Regions from separate parts of the Homo sapiens genome. Here region 1 is linked to region 2. A link is a loop called in an ENCODE intact Hi-C map of the cell type or tissue named here. Cell type or tissue: ascending aorta. All regions are shown on one strand. Links, peaks and the distances in the headings refer to the core of each region. The heading gives the core; the rest is flanking DNA. Region 1 overlaps LOC105369382 (a long non-coding RNA gene). Region 2 overlaps ARHGEF17 (Rho guanine nucleotide exchange factor 17).

Region 1 (5,364 bases), core at 198-5,197, 65 kb after region 2:
CCGTGCCCAGCTAATTTTTGTATTTTTAGTAGAGATGGGGTTTCACCATGTTGGCCAGGATGGTCTTGATCTCTTGACCTCGTGATCCACCTGCCTTGGCCTCCCAAAGTGCTGGGATTATAGGAATGAATTATATTCTAACAGTAAAAGTGACTGTATGTTCTTAAATGGAATACTATATAGCAGACAAAAAATAAACTTGAGCAACCACATCAAGAAGGCTAAAATCACACAAGCATAATGTGACCAAAAAAGAAATATATAGGATACACACAGTATGAGACTATGCACATAAAGTTTTAATTATTGTATATTTCTATACAATAATGTAGAAATCATACAAAGGCATGTGTAAGAATGACCACCAGGGTAGAGGTCACCTTTGAGGAAAAGGAAGGGGTGAGATTGTGTGGGATCTATGCTGCTTTCTATTTCCCTCCTGACTCCCCAGCTCCCTAGCACACTCTGCAAAGACAAAGAGGATGGGCAGGGCCAGCACACAGAGGAGCCACCTCCCCTCCAAAGCCTTCTCTGGCTACCTCTCTGCCAGTCAGGGCTGAGGCCTCCTCTGGGCTCCCAAGTCCAAGTGTTGGCCTTTGTAACACCCTGATCACTCTGGCCTGGTGTTGTTTTTCTTCACACTTCTCCTCCACCAGCCAAGGAGTTTTTCCAGGGCATAATTCTTTGGAGATTTAAAGTCATCATCATCACTCATTTATTCTCTGACACCTGCTATGTGCCTAGGCCCGGGGAAGAAAAAAGATGAGTTGTTCATGGCTAGTGTCCTTCAGAAATGCCCAGTGTGGAGGAGAACAGACCAGAACCTGGTGGGCATTGGGCCAGAGAGACATGAAGATACATAGGAGCTCTGAGGGACCCCCAGCCCACCCAGCCCTAGAGCAGGGAGAACAGGGGTGGTTAAGGCACAAGTTGTGTCTTAGGCTGTGTTCAAGAACAACTAGAATTGTTTGGGTAAAGTAGGAGGAAGATGTTCCTGTTTACAAGAGGGGACAGCTTGTGAAGACCAGGAGGTGGGGTTGATCATGGCCAACTCTGAGAACCTCAAGAAGTTCAGTCCTACTGGGCAGTCCAGTGGAAGAGGGGAGTGGCATAAGAGAGCTGTAGAGAGGGCAGGGACCAGTCCTTTCAGGGTCTCGATGCCAGGCTGGGAAGCTTGGTTTATCCTGAGGGCAATGGGAACCATGGTAGGATTTAAGCAGGGTGGGACCTGGGGAGAGGCCCAGAGGTGTGTTTTAGAAAGCTGACTTATGCTGGCTGATGTGCAGAGGCAGTGGGTCGGTGAGGAGGCTGGGCCAGTAGTCCAGGCAGGTGGCCAGGGCAGTGGGGATGGAGGAGGAGTGATATATGGGAGATGATTAGAAGGTGGATTTGAGAACTTTTCTTTTGAGATGGGGGTCTGGTTCTGTTGCCCAGGCTGGAGTGCAGTGTCACAATCTCTGCTCACTGCAACCTCTGCCTCCCGGGCTCTGGTGATCCTCCCACCTCAGCCTCCCGAGAAGTAGCTGGGACTACAGATGCATGCCACCATGCCTGGCTAATTTTTATTTTTTTATTTTTTTAATTTTTTTGGTAGAGATAGGCTTTTGCCGTGTTGCCCAGGCTGGTCTTGAACTCCTGGGCTCAAGTGATCCTCCCACCTCGGCTTCCCAGAGTGGTAGCATTACAGGCATGAGCCACCACACCTGGCCTTGAGGGCTTTTTAAGGAGGTAGAATCAGCAGAATCAGGCAGATTGGATGCGAATGTGAGGGAGAGAGAGGGGATTCTCAGTTTGGGTTCCTCCAGAAGCTGATCCTGAGGCAAACATTTAAGTACAAATCATTTATTTCAGAGGTGATCCAGGGAAAAGAAGAAAGCCATGGTGGCTGCCGAGCAGGTCATCACTGTGGGTCAGTCCTGTGGGGAACCCGTGGGAGACTGCGCAGAACCTGCCACAGGGAGGTCCCACCCAAAAGGCAAGGAAACTGGAGCAGTTGGTCACCAACTCCAGCTGTCATCGGTTAAAGGCTGATCCTCAAACTTTCTGGCACTTCTGGCCAAGTGTGCTCCAAAGGCCAGAGAAACCCCAGGGCAGAAACCCAGGGTCCCACAGTGAGAAGCTGCAGAGGTGTGGGGATGAGAGTGCTAAGTGGCACAGGCAGCCCCCAGCCTTGGTGTCCCTGTGGGTCCTCTCAGGGCCGGGGCTGCTCTTTCAGCCCCAGCCATAGCCCTAGAACCCCCAGCCCCCTTCCTGAGGCCCAGGAGGGGCGTAGGAGGCACAGCATCTGCTGCAGGATGAAAGGAGCCCTGTCTGTTCCCTGTAGGCTGAGCTCTGGTTCTCCCAGCTGGGTGGAGGAGGGACTCTGTGTAGGAGTTGGGGAAGTGGGGGTGGGTTTCAACCTGATGGCCCTGCCTGCACCCCAGTGTTCTCTCCTCAGCACTCCACCTTTCTCACTGGTCCTCCTGCTGTCCCTGGGTCCTCCTGGGTATGCAGAGCCCTGGTTTCCATGGAGACTGTGCTCTGACCTCTGGAAATGCTCCCTCTGACCAGCTTAGCCAGGCCGCCTGATCCCCATACTCACATCAAGGCAAAGGAACTTGGCAGCTCTTTAATAAAACCAAATCCTGTTGCCCAGGAGCTTCATGTTTGGGCCTCTAGGCCATAGGGTGGGTGAAGTCACTTCTACTCTCTTTAAGATGGAGCCATCAGTTAAAGGAGGGAAGAGATGCCCAGGAGTGGAACTGTAGGGGGCAGCCAGAGCAGTAAGAGCAGGAGCAGGTCAGTGCCGTGTCACTCAGGCCAAGGGAAGATGGGCCTGGAAGAAGGAGGGAGGCCACAGGCTCAGAGCTGGGCCTGGGAGCCAGGCCCCACCCCCACTGGCCCCAGGAGAGGTCAAGGAGCCCTTGGTTAAACTGTGTCCGGCAGCTAATTTGCTTCCTCCTGTTCCGCTCCCTCCCAGCTTCAGCCATGGCCTCACAATCCTTAGCAGCTGGCAGGTGCCCAGCAAGATCCGGCACTGGATGAGCCATATCTGGCATTTCCAACAACTTTTGAGATATCCCCTCCCCCTGTCAGCCCCTGGCCTTGGTGTCCCTGTGGCCTCCTCTCAGGGCCGGGGCTGCTCTTTTAGCCCCAGCCATAGTCCTAAGACCCCAGCCTCCTTCCTGAGGTCCAGGAGCCCCCACATGGCTCCCCTTTGCCCTGTCAGTCCACCAGCCACAGCTAGCCCTTGTTCTGAACAGGAGAACCTCTTCCTGGAACTTGCCTCTTTCTCATTCCCACCACATTCCAGCTGCCCAACCAAGTGTTGATTCACAAATTCATGAGCCAGGAATCCTGCCCTGGCAGCTCTTAGTCAGGGCTCTGGATTCCTCTCTTGCCTCTAAGCACACTGATGGGACACTCCATTTAGCTCCCTCCTACCAGACCCATGCCCACCAGCGCTGCTCCTGGTACAAATGTTTGTTTGTTTACTTATTTATTTTCAAAACGGAGTCTTTCTCTGTTGCCCAGGCTGGAGTGCAATGGCATGATCTTGGCTCACTGCAACCTCCTTCTCCTGGGTTCAAGCAATTCTCCTGCCTCAGCCTCCTGAGTAGCTGGGATTACAGGAGTGTTCCACCACACCCGGCTAATTTTTTGTATTTTTAGTAGAGACAGGGTTTCACCATGTTGGCCAGGCTGGTCTTGAACTCCTGACCTTGTGATCCACCTGCTTCGGCTTCCCAAGGTGCTGGGATTACAGGCGTGAGCCATCATGCCTGGCTATAAATGTTAACATACTTTCTGGCAGTATATAAAGGAGCATAGTGCCTATGTCAGAGGAGGTGATAGTCCACAGAGATCTGCTGCTCACACTACCTGTGGAGCCCTGTGACCTCTGCAACACTGCCTGCTGCCCTTGGGACTGTAGGGACACTGAGAGGGTGATGAAACCAACACATGGAACAAAAAGCCAAGTTAGGCCGGGCGCGGTGGCTCACGCCTGTAATCCCAGCACTTTGGGAGGCCGAGGCAGGCGGATCACCTGAGGCCAGGAGTTCAAGAACAGCTTGGCCAACATGGCAAAACCCCGTCTCTACTGAAAACACACACAAAAAATTAGCCAGGCGTGGTGGCTGGTGCCTGTAATCCCAGCTACTGGGGAGGCTGAGGCTGGAGAATCGCTTGAAACCAGAAGGTGGAGGCTGCAGTGAGCTGAGACTGCGCCATTGCACTCTAGTCTGGGCAGCAAGAGCGAAACTCCATTTCAAAATAGAATAAAATAAAATAAAATTTAAAAAAGCCAAGTTAATGTGAGTCAACCCTTGGGAGTGGGGCAATTCTTTCACTTGGTACCAACAGATCCCTGTCCATTTTAAAACAGATTTACTGAATCTGAGATTCAAGCAGACATTATTGTCTAGTAAATAGTCTAAACTATGTTCATAATGAAGAAAAAGTTGGTGTTTTCATTTATTTCAGCTCTTTAAGAAATCAACAAATCAAAACTGAAATATTGGAAATGACCTGTCTATTCATAGGGAACTGGTTAAATAAATCATGGTTGTTAAAACAGAACAGGGGAGTTTTTATGTAGAAAGACCTTTAAGAAAACTTCAGGGCCAGGCATGGTGGCTCATGCCTGTAATTCCAGCACTTAGAGGCCAAGGCAGGGGGATCGCTTGAGCCTGGGAGTTCAAGAGCAGCCTGGGCAACATAGTGAGACCCTGTCTCTAAAAAAATAGAATAAAATAGCCAGGCGTGATGGCTGACACCTGTAATCCCAGCACTTTGGAGGCCAAGGCAGGGGGATCACAAGGTCAGGAGTTCAAGACCAGCCTGGCCAACATGGTGAAACCTTGTCTCCACTAAAAATTATACAAAAATTAGTTGGGCATGGTGACACATGCCTGTAGTCCCAGCTACTCAGGAGGCTGAGGCAGGAGAATCACTTGAACTCGGAAAGTGGAGGTTGTGGTGAGCCTAGATCGCACCGCTGCACTCCAGCCTGGGCGACAAGAGCGAGACTCTGAATCAAAACAAAAACAACAACAAAAACACCAAAAAACAAACAAACAAAAATTAGCTGGGTGTGGTGGCACGCGCCTGTAGTCCCAGCTACAGGGGAGGCTGAGGCAGAAAAATTGCTTGAACCCGGGAGAGATAGTGCCACTGCACTCCGGACTGGGGGACAGAGGGAGACTCCATCTCAAAAAAAAAAAAAAAAAAAAAAAGAATAAAATAAAAATAAATTTAAAAAGGAATTTTCAGAAGAAAGCTAGGTGTAGAAATATGTATGTAGTAGTATGCAAACTTTTGTGTATGAAGGAAGAAAAAAAACACTACTTTTAGGATTTGTATATACATATAGTTACCTGGAAA
Region 2 (5,364 bases), core at 85-5,084:
CCCAGCCCCGCCCCTTGCTGGACACTCAGAGGGTGGTACAGGAGCAAATTGCTCTGTTCACATCTCTCCAGATGGATAATGCCTGTTTATGTTACTTGTTGACATCTGGCTGCCCCAATCTACTCCAACTTTGCTGTCATCAAAGCTTGCTCCAGGGAAGGTCTCAGGCTCGGTCCTCACTCCTGATATCTGTACAGATGTCTTTGTGGGTATGGAAATCTGCTGGGGATTGAAAAGTGAGAAAGTGAGAGAGAGAGAGAGAGTGTGTGTGTACAATGCCTATATGCGATGCTCCTCAAGCTTTGCCTGTGTTGAGATGGGTGGGGGTTTGCTGTCAGCTTACCCCACAGTGTGGGAACTGTTGGTTTCAGTGTGCTCCCCTCCAGCCCGCAGGCTCCAGCAGGGCTCCTCTCTACATCTCCAGCCCAAGCACAGGGCCCAGCCCTGGAACGAAATTTCTTCCCCAGCACCCACAGCCCAGGCCTGGCCACACAGGAAGCGACCTGATGACTGAGGCCCAAGAGTTCAACTCATGGGACAGGACTCAGGGCTAGGGGCCCAGAGGGAGACAGGGCAGGAGGCTGGGGGTGGGGGAGGTTTGGGCTGGCTGCGGGTCTGGGCCTCTCTGGGCTCTTTGTCCAAATATGGAAGGTTTTTTTGTCTCCATTTGAGTCACGCCGGCCATGGCCCAAGAGATCTGCTTTCCAGATACTGCAAACGGGACTGCACTGCACTGCCTGGCCTGCCTGTCTCCCCTTCACCTGCCCGTGGCCCATCTCTCCACCTTCCCAAACTCCTGGGCTGAGTTCTCTCCGCCAGCAGAAAGCCCAGCACCCACCTCAGCTGCTTTCCAGCACCAAGAGAAGGGTCCCTGGGCCCATAAAGGGAGGAAACACTCATTCCTTCTGTGCCTGTCACCTCCTCCCACTCCCCAAGGGCCTCTCAAGTGCAACTGAGCCATTCAACTAATATTTACTGAGCAACTACTATGTGCTGGTTCCTGGGACTCAGACCATGGACTGTGAATCCAGTAGGATCACTATGTCCAAAGCAAAATCCACCCTTTCTTTCTGTGCCCACCTTGATGATGGCACTGCCCCCAACTCAGGCAGTCCTGAAAGCCAGGGGCCTAAGCACGGGTTCTGGAGCCAGACCATCTGGGTCTGAACTCCAACCCAGTGAGACTATCCTGGTTTGAATACCACCTCTCTCTTTCTGGGCTCTGTGACCTGAGCTAAGCACCCTCACCTTCTCTGGGCCTGTGTCTGCTTCCCATCCCACCCCCAATCAGTGCCGACTCGGGACGGCACCCTTTGCCCATCTGCCAGCTTCCACCTGCCTGGTCCCCAGGACAGCAGCAACATAGGGCTAGGCATAGGCATGGGTGGTAAGGGGAGCTGAGAGGAGCCTGGGCGCTCCCCCAGGGCAGGGCTCAGCTGTCCTCCTCCTGCCTCCCCCACATTATTTATTTAATAAACGTGTACCCAGGCTCCACCTCGTGCCAGGAACAGGAGGGCTTGGCATGGGTGGATCCACCCGACCAGAATCAAGCATTGGGTCACGGGGCAAACTGGGGGCTCCCACCCACATCTCCACATCCCAGAGCCTTAGAGGTCTGTTACCTCCGAAGCAGAGAGGAGCTGCAATCACTGTGTATCCTGGGACAGAGGCGGTTCCTGACACCTGGGCTGGGAAGCTGAGGGGGACTCTGCCCTACACGGCCGTTTTCCTAAGACCAGTCCCTGGCCAGGGGTCTCTGTCTGGCTCTCTAAAGGGAGGCAGGGTGACACAGATGGTCAGAGGAGATGAGAGACAGGAAGAGGAGCAAGACCCAGGGAGGAGAACAGGGAGAAGGACAGAGGACAGAAGGAGAGAAGAAAGCAGGGAGCCTCCATGAGAGGAAGTCCTGGTGCGAGTGGCTGGAACAAAGACACAGATGCCCAGGGGACCAGCAGAGACCCTCCACTGCCCAGGCACCACGTCCAGGTGATGAGATGGGGCAGGCCGGGCCCACCCTTCTCCTATTCCTCCACCAGCCTTGGGGCCAGGCCCGGGACTATTTTTAGCTGGGGCTGAATTTAGCCATTCCCTCGGAAATTCCTCACCCGCCCCAGGCAACGCCCCCGCTGGCCTTGGGGAGAAGCCTGGAAGTGGCGGGTCCAGGCCAGAGGGGAGGAGGGGCCCAGGAGCGGCAGGAGCTGGGAGGGCGCTCAGGCATCTGACAGGGAAGCAGGCTTTCCGCTCAGGCCCCCAGTGTGAGGCACTCCTCTCCCTAAAGCGCGGCTCTCCTCTTCTTCAGGAAGGCCTCCAGGGCTGCGGGGCCACAGAATAGCACTGGTCTCAGGATCTAGGGTACAAATATCACAAGGTTCTTTGTCTCTGACTACAGGACCCACCACGAGGGCTGCTGGCAAGGATGCCTGCCTGTGGACCTACCAGTCCCTCTCCCTCAGTTCCCAAAAGCCTGCATATTCTAGAGCTCTGCTGGACTCTGGAGGACTCCCACTTCACAGATGGGGAAACCAAGGCAGAGGGACTTGTCTTAGGTTAGAGCCAGCAAGGCAGCCCAAGCCTGCTCTTTCATTCCCTTCCATGCTCCCTCCATTAGGCCTCTCCCAGGAGGGCCAGACTGCAGGTGTGGCCTGGAGCTCTGGGGCTCTTCAGGGACCCCCCTGAGAGGCAGGGCACTTCCACTGGAGCAGAGGGTTTGAGGTCAGACAGGAGGCTTGCTGGGCACAGAGGCAGGGCTCACAGCCACCTCACTCTTTCAGAATGCAGAGGAAATTTCTGCCGAGACAAGAAGTGAGTCCCGCTCCCCCAACCCTGTTTCTGATATAACCCCTGAACCTAAATTCGAATTCCCAGATTCTGCCTCCAAATTGTCTTCCCAGTCAGTTCTCCCCTCGCCAGCTCCACATCCTCTGCTACCTAAGCTCAGGCTACTCATGTTCCCGCACCCTCATGTCAGATCATCACCTCACAACCAGAGGATACTGTGATGTGCAAAGCTGGCAGTGCTCCCAGCCCTTCCTCTCCCAGAAAGGGAGAGGGGAGCTGGCAGAGGGGAGCCCCTCTGCTCAGGCCATTTAACTCGGCACTTGAGGCTTTCAACCTGGTTCCTGCCCACACAGAGCCTCTCCCCAGGTGCTCTGGTCAAACTGAGACCTCCCTGCCCCTCTTGGCCTCAGACACATACAGGGGCTTCCCTTTCCTGCCCTGGCTCAGACAAGTTCCCTAAAATGCCAGGTGAACCACGTCACTGCACTTCTCAAGAACTCTCAGTGACCCCTTACAGTGTGAGGCTGGAGCAATGGTGAGATGCATGGGGGGGATTTCTGGCTCTAGTCCACTACTGTGTGGCCTTGGGCAAGGCCCCTTGCTGGGCCTCAGCTTCCCCATCTGAATGATGCAGGGGTGAGGAAGGCTAGAAAACATGGCTGGTTTCTAAGAGTCTTTCCAGGTAGACAGTTCTGGCATTAAAGGCCCTGGCCCTTTTCTTCCTCCTCCTGCCCTTCTGGCCTGCCCAGAAGTTGGACATCTCATCACCAGGCCCCATCCCAGGGAGACAGGGAAAGGCGGGGGATACCAAGAAACCCAGAGTGAGACCTCAGTGATTCAGGCAGCTAAGAAAGATGGAGCTATCGGGACCTTTATTGGGGGAAGGCGTCCCTCCCCATCTATCCACCCCTTCCCTTCCACATCTGCTCCTTAACCTCCAGTGCCCTGTCCTGGGAAAGGACTGAATGTTTGTCCAGGAGGTTGGGGAGTGGGGTCCCAGCAGTCCCTGGAGGCCCGGCTGTGGGGCTGGCTGGCAGCCAGGAACTCTGCCTCCCCGCTTCCTGCTCCACAGCGCTGTGCGGGAGCAGGGCCTGCTCACCCCCTGGGAACCAATAAACAGGAAACAGACACCAACCTTGTGCTTGCTCCCTCGGCTGGCCCCTCCATCACACTGCCCCCACTGCCTTCCCACTGGCCCCCGACCTGCTGCACCTCTCCAGACCCCAGAGTCTCAGGATCACAGGATGTCAGAACCAAGAAGTCACAATCTCAAAATCACAAATAAAAAAGAGGTCTGGACTCTTGGAAAAGAACCCAGAATCCTTCATCTTGAAACCACAGGATTCTAGACTCTGAGAATGACAATCTCAAAAGCATACACTAAGTGGCCACATTTCTGAGAGCTGTCTGGAGCCAGCGCCCAGGGCTGAGCGCTCCACAAGCATTCTCTCTTTGGCCCTCATAATAACGCCTTAGTGCCCCCATTTTACAGAGCAGTAAACTAAGGCTCAGAGTTGGGATCCAATGACTTGTTAATATCACCCGGCAAGGGGTCAGAGTCAGTTGTGATTTTAACCCTTATCAGTCTGAACCCAAAGCCCACCAGGCATACAGACACTCAGACTCACTGAGCCCCACTTCACAGGCCGCTTCCAGTGAGGGGCAGCTTTGATGCAGAGAGGGCTTTGCCTCTGCTCTCCTCCCCGTGTGGGCTGAGCTATCCTGGACATGTCACAGGGTGGGGCTGGTGGTAACAAAAGGAGAAGAGCTGGTGAGTGGAGCAAGGACAGTGGGCATGTGGCTCAGCCTCCAGCCCCGGTTTCTCCCTCCTCCCCACCTCCAGAGAACCAGGCTCGGAGCCACTGACTATGTGGGTACTGTAGCCAGGCCCCAACCTGCCTTCCTGTCTAGAGCTTTGTCTTCTGCTTCACGGCTGGAAAGAGGTGCCCAGCAGCCAAGAATCTTAGAATCATAAAACCTTAGCATCTCAGTCATGAGGGGAGGAGGTAACATTTCTTGAGCACTTACTGTGTGCCAAGCCCTCTTGGCATGCTTTCACTTAATCTCAGCAGTAGGCTGGGTGCGGTGGCTCATGTCCATCATCCCAGCACTTTGGGAGGCCAAGGCGGGAAGATTACTTGAGCTCAGGAGTTCAAGACCAGCCTGGGCAACATAGTGAGACTTTGCCTCTACTAAAAGTAAAAAAAATTAGCCAGGCATGATGGCGCATGCCTGTGGTCCCAGCTCATTGGGAAGTTGAGGTGGGAGGGATTGCTTGAGTCCAGGAAGTCAAGGCTGCAGTGAGCCATGATTGACCCACTGCACCCTAGCCTGGTTGAGAGAGTGAGACCCTGCCTCAAAAAAAAAAAAAAAATCATCATCATCTTTTTTTTTTTTTTTTTTTTTTGAGACGGAGTCTCGCTCTGTCACCCAGGCTGGAGTGTGGAGTGCAGTAGTGCAATCTCGGCTCACTGCAACCTCCGCCTCCCAGGGTTCAAGCAATTCTCTTACCTCAGCCTCCTGAGTAGCTAGGACTACGCCCTGCTAATTTTTTTTTTTTTTTAGTGGAGACAGGGTTTCACCATA

Evidence for each region. A loop is a pair of places that touch in the nucleus more often than their neighbours do. Peaks named below come from ENCODE experiments on the same cell type or tissue, not always from the same donor. Only the 100,000 strongest peaks of a DNase experiment are listed, where the experiment ranks them.
Region 1: a loop joins it to region 2, with 2.0 times the contacts of the local background. A loop is called at or near these places in 7 of 110 quality-filtered maps.

The regions. Positions count from the first base shown.
Region 1 is chr11:73,255,452-73,260,815 of GRCh38, reverse strand. LOC105369382 (a long non-coding RNA gene) reads right to left here. Exons shown (of 3, transcript XR_950296.3): 3 at 1,827-2,815. Among named protein-coding and RNA genes, the nearest start is that of P2RY6, 14 kb to the left of the region's middle. In ascending aorta, for the core only: no CTCF peak of the experiment used is centred there; DNase peaks (open chromatin) are centred at 2,475, 2,985 and 3,315; H3K27ac peaks cover 3,766 bases.
Region 2 is chr11:73,320,450-73,325,813 of GRCh38, reverse strand. The region is part of intron 1 of ARHGEF17 (Rho guanine nucleotide exchange factor 17); the gene reads right to left. Among named protein-coding and RNA genes, the nearest start is that of ARHGEF17-AS1, 14 kb to the right of the region's middle. RefSeq lists enhancers at 1-487, 3,101-3,753, 3,754-4,406, 4,407-5,060. In ascending aorta, for the core only: no CTCF peak of the experiment used is centred there; DNase peaks (open chromatin) are centred at 603, 2,163, 3,693, 4,683 and 2 weaker places; H3K4me3 peaks cover 4,405 bases; H3K27ac peaks cover 5,000 bases.